2 separate regions of the Mus musculus genome follow, and region 1 is linked to region 2. Evidence: chromatin loops called from intact Hi-C (ENCODE). Cell type or tissue: left cerebral cortex. All regions are shown on one strand.

The links. A loop is a pair of places that touch in the nucleus more often than their neighbours do. Peaks named below come from ENCODE experiments on the same cell type or tissue, not always from the same donor. Only the 100,000 strongest peaks of a DNase experiment are listed, where the experiment ranks them.
Region 1: it touches region 2 in a loop (6-fold over the local background); 6 of 42 quality-filtered maps call a loop at or near these places.

What each region holds. Positions count from the first base shown.
Region 1 is chr5:123,244,353-123,246,852 of GRCm38, reverse strand. It overlaps Psmd9 (proteasome (prosome, macropain) 26S subunit, non-ATPase, 9), which reads right to left. Exons shown (of 6, transcript NM_026000.2): 5 at 571-659. Among named protein-coding and RNA genes, the nearest start is that of Wdr66, 8.2 kb to the left of the region's middle. In left cerebral cortex, a CTCF peak has its summit at 1,179 (motif pointing left); a DNase peak (open chromatin) is centred at 1,166.
Region 2 is chr5:123,506,892-123,509,391 of GRCm38, reverse strand. It overlaps Lrrc43 (leucine rich repeat containing 43), which reads right to left. Exons shown (of 12, transcript NM_001033461.3): 12 at 1,187-1,351. The coding sequence ends at 1,224. It overlaps B3gnt4 (UDP-GlcNAc:betaGal beta-1,3-N-acetylglucosaminyltransferase 4), which reads right to left and starts at 910. Exons shown (of 2, transcript NM_001382854.1): 1 at 873-910. In left cerebral cortex, a CTCF peak has its summit at 1,183; DNase peaks (open chromatin) are centred at 266 and 1,059; H3K4me3 peaks cover 1,316 bases.

The sequences.
Region 1 (2,500 bases), 260 kb after region 2:
AGCATCCTCAGCTCTATCTGAGCACACTCTCTATGGGTACCAGCATTCCCAGCTCTATCTGAGCACACTCTCTATGGGTGCCAGCATCCCCAGCTCTATCTGAGCACACTCTCTATGGGTACCAGCATCCCCAGCTCTATCTGAGCACACTCTCTATGGGTACCAGCATCCTCAGCTCTATCTGAGCACACTCTCTATGGGTGCCAGCATCCCCAGCTCTATCTGAGCACACTCTCTATGGGTGCCAGCATCCCCAGCTCTATCTGAGCACACTCTCTATGGGTACCAGCATCCCCAGCTCTATCTGAGCACACTCTCTATGGGTGCCAGCATCCTCAGCTCTATCTGAGCACACTCTCTATGGGTGCCAGCATCCCCAGCTCTATCTGAGCACACTCTCTATGGGTACCAGCATCCTCAGCTCTATCTGAGCACACTCTCTATGGGTACCAGCATCCCCAGCTCTATCTGAGCACACTCTCTATGGGTACCAGCATCCCCAGCTCTATCTGAGCGCACTCTCTGTGGGTGCCAGGGTGTGAGAGCATGGGAAGCAGAGCCCAGCATTACCCCAGCAGTCCTTTTCCTGCCCAGCGGGTTGGAATCAGTCTGAGCTGGTGCTTCTCTCCTCTGCGGATCACCGTCACATTCAGGGGCTTCTGAAAGGCAAAGAAGGTCATTCCAGCCTCTGCTTCCTTCCACTCAAGAGGACTCAGTATGTGGAGATACCATTTTCTGACCATGAAATTGACCACTTTGGGCCCCAGCATTAATGAACCATGAAGAAATTAAAAATGGTGGGAGGGTAAAAGCATGGTAGGAACTATGTCGACTTGAATGAGAACTGTCTCCTTAAGTTCCGGCATCTGACACTTGATTCCTACTTGAGACCCTATGAGGACACAGACCCACATGCTGGACACACCCCCAAACCTGTTCTCTCACTAGCACCATGCAATCTCTGAGACAAACTCTCCCCAGCTTTGGGTGGTACAGCAGCTCCCTGCTGCTCCCCAGGAAAAAAAAGTCATCATTTTCTTTGTAAGGGACTCCGAGGCTGGCCCTGCATGGCCTGGCCCTGGTCACCTCCCTGATTCATGGTTCTGAGCACCAATCAACAATCTGGCTGCTTTGATCCTCCTGCCTCCAAGGCCTGAGAACCAGCTGAAGGGCGCTCTCTAGTGGCCACTCCACAGATCAGTTTCTATACACACCAAGGGTCAGTCCTTACTCCGAGGGTCAGTACTTAGGAACACTCCTTCTACCCCAAACTACACCAGGACCCCACTGCTCTCCTCCAGCTCTCCTGCGAAGGCTTCTCCTGTCAACTCTGGTCAGGATATAAAATTGGTCGTCCGGAACTACTGAACTCATGTCTGCTCTCAAAGCAAGGTCCCTCTCTTTGATTTTTGTTCAATGCTGGACCCCAGCCCTCAGTCCAGAAGTAAGCACACATGGGGAGGGGAGGGCAGGGGAGGGGAGGGCAGGGGAGGGGAGGGGAGGGCAGGGGAGGGCAGGGGAGGGCAGGGGAGGGCAGGGGAGGGCAGGGGAGGGAGTTACAGAGAGAGACAGACACAGTGCTTTGATTTTCACTTTAAACATTTTTGCAATGTGAATTTGTATGTGACATAAATATGCAGTAGGCTTCTTACTGAGACACAATTTATATACAGTAAAGCAGGGCTCAGTGGGTCTCCTGCTCTCAGACCCATCACCACCTCCTAACTGCAGAGGGTCTGTCTGCATCATCCAAAAGACCATCAGCACATGGTCCTCACCCTCACCCTCCCGCCCAGCAACCACCAGCCAATCTCCTTTCTAGCTTTCTAGATCTGCTTTTTAGGACAACTTCGTTGAGGAATTGTATGGCCTCCTGTTTGGTCTCTTTCACTTTATATTATGTTTTCAATACTCATGTTGTAATATGTAATGGAGAATTTACTCCATTCCTGTGGCTAAACTAAATATGCATTGTTTTTATTATAAAGGTGCATGCGAGTGTGCACACACATGTATTTAAAAAAACCAAAAGCTGGGTGTGGTGGCACACGCCTTTAATCCCGGCACTCGGGAGACAGAGGCAGGCAGATTTCTGAGTTCAAGGGCAGCCTGGTCAACAAAGTGAGTTCCAGGACAGCCAGGGCTATAACAAACAAACAAACAAACAAACAAACAATAAATAAATAAAAACCAAAACCCAAAAAACAGTGTGCTGGGCATGGTGGTGCACCCCTTTAATCCCAGCACTCAGTAGGCAGAGGTAATTGGATCTCTGTGAGGCCAGTCTGTCTACATAGTGTGCTCTAGGACAGCCAGGGCAGACAGAAATTGTTGTTGCAAAACAACAACAACAACAACAACAACAACAACACTTTTGTTGACCAAACCCATGACTGGGCACCTGAAAAGGGACCTGCCACTGAACCACACACCCTTAGGGTCAAGACAGTAAATTTTTTTCCCATCAAGATTGCTTGCGCTTTGAGAATATACGCGTTTG
Region 2 (2,500 bases):
GACATCCTAGTAGGCATGATAGACCAGATGTTGCTAAGGATGAAGTGATTGAGGAAAGGCCACAAGACCCTGGGATAGCTATGCAAGTGCATGAAGCAAGGGGACAAAAAGTGACAGGCAGAGAGAACATCCACGCTCTGAGCTGAAGTAGGAGCCACGCAGATAAATCTCAAGACGAGGAGCGCATATGGCGCCTAGAATGCTGTTCATCAAGAGGAACCTGGAATGCCCTCCCTGCAAGGCTCAGGAGCAACACCTGAGGGTACAGTTGAGGATTAAATGGGCGCCCATGGTTTTAATGTGATTCTTGTTTGGCTGAAAGACCTGGAGGGGCGAAGGGGACTGAAGCTACAAGAAAGCTCTTAAGCTGCAAGGCTTAGTTAGGGTCACAGCAGCCTCGCGGGGATGGTGTGACCACAGAGTTGTAACTACTCGGGGTTTGCAGGTTTGGTAAGTCCGCTGCCATCCGGCCACTCGATGAGGGGGGCTCTGGTTTGTCCCGTAACCCGGTGTCCCGCACCCCACACCCACCCAAAGTCCCGGAAAAGCCCACTTCCCTACCCCAATCACTGTCCCGCGGGACCGGGTCCTCTCTCCGCGCCCTCGCCCTCGGGGTGTCGGCAGCCTCGGGCTCTGGGGAAAGGGCCCAGGTAGCTCCATCCTTTCAACCCGAATCTAGAGGGCTGCGGTGGTCGGAGCCCACAGCGCGGTGTGTCCGGGCAACCGCCGAGCCCAGACGTGCGACAGAGGGGCGGGCAACAGAAAGCCCTCCAGCAGAGGCACCGGCAGAACGCGGTTCCTTCCCGGCAACGGGATCCAGGCGCCACAGGCCGCGCGACCTCACCACCCCATCCCCGCCCTCAAAGACCTACCTAAGTACCCCTGGGGACCGCGCACCGACACAAAAGCCGGGCAGTATCTCGCCGGGAGCGCGAGGAACCCCCCGCTGGGCGGGTCTTCAGGGGCAGGGTCCCAAAGAGAGGGCGGAGCTCCAAAATGGAGCAACCGCGAGGCTCTTCAGGGAGGAGGGGCGGGGCTTCGCGTTGGGGGCGGAGCCATGGACTCCGCCCCACCTTGCAGTCTATCCAGGACGCACTTGTGGCTCGTTGGCAACTGCAACGCTCTCTTTCCCACGCCCGTTGGGCTGCCAGCGCCGTGCCCCTTCCCCTAGTGGCCACACAAACTCTCAAGCTCCGGCTGCAGAGCAGCCTTTATTCTCCCTGCTAGTCAATCAAGCTAAGGAATGCTTCCTCCACCGAGCGGTACTGGTGCAGCTGGATCTGGACCTCCACCGACAGTGGCTCTGGCTGGTACCCGCTTTCCATGGTTGGAGGCACCGTTTTCGACCTATCTGAGAAGATATAAATGCGAGCAGATGAGTACTAAGGGACAAACGGCCTGCAGGTCTCCCCGACTCGGGACGTACTCCTCCTTCATCCGGGAATTCAAGCCCTGTTCTCCAACCTAGAGGAATTCCGAAAGAGATCCAGCCCTAGTATGTTAATTGCAATCAAGAATACATTGATTCAATAAGCCCCAACTGTGTGAGTTGCGAAAGAAATTAGCTGCTTTCAAGATGACTAACAGATGGAACCTGAGGAGGCCACCTCCTGTAGCCAGGCAGGACCCCCAGTGGAAGCATAAGGACACCAGCCCACCCACAAAACTTTTGACCCCAAATCTGTCCTTTCTAAAAGAAATGGAGGGACAAAGATGGAGCAGAGACTGAAGGAATGGCCAACAACCAGCCAACTTGAGACTCATCCCATGGGCAAGCACCAATCCCTGACACCATCCCCTGAGGAGCTCTACACAGCAGCTGACTGAGCAGATGCAGATACCCACAGCCAGATATTGGACGGAGGTCGACGACTCCTGGGGAAGAGTTGGAAGAAGGATTGAAGCTTCCGCAGAAGGATTGAGGCTTCCGCTGGGGATAGGAACCCCACAGGAAGGCCAACAGCCTCACCTAACCTGGACCCCTGGGAGCTCTGAGTCTGAGCCACCAACCAACGAGCATACAGTGCATCTCAGTCACCATGTAGGTCCCCCCAACAAATGTAGCAGAGGCTCTCCCCTAAAGCTGTAGCCTGACTGTGGTACCAGTCCCCCCACAAGGTTCCCCCTAATCCTGCAGAGATTTGATGTGCGGGGGGGGGGGGGGTAATGCGTTTGGGATGGAAAGAGAGAGAGAGGGAAAGAGAGAAGAAAATTAAAGAAATCGGCTGCTTTTTTTTTGCCGCCAACTTGAGCTGAGTTCAATCCCCAGGACCCCCTTGTCCCTCTGACTTCCACATGCAAGCCACAGCCCACGTGTACACATAAACACACAAAATCATGTAAAAGTTAAGAAAAAGGGAAAAAAGACACTGAGGCTGTAGCTCAATTTCTGGAGGACTTTTTGTAACCCTAGGTTTGAGCCCCAGTGCTCTTTTCTTTTCTTTTCTTTTCTTTTCTTTTCATTGGTGGTGATCTGTTTTTGAGACAGGGTCGCTGAAGG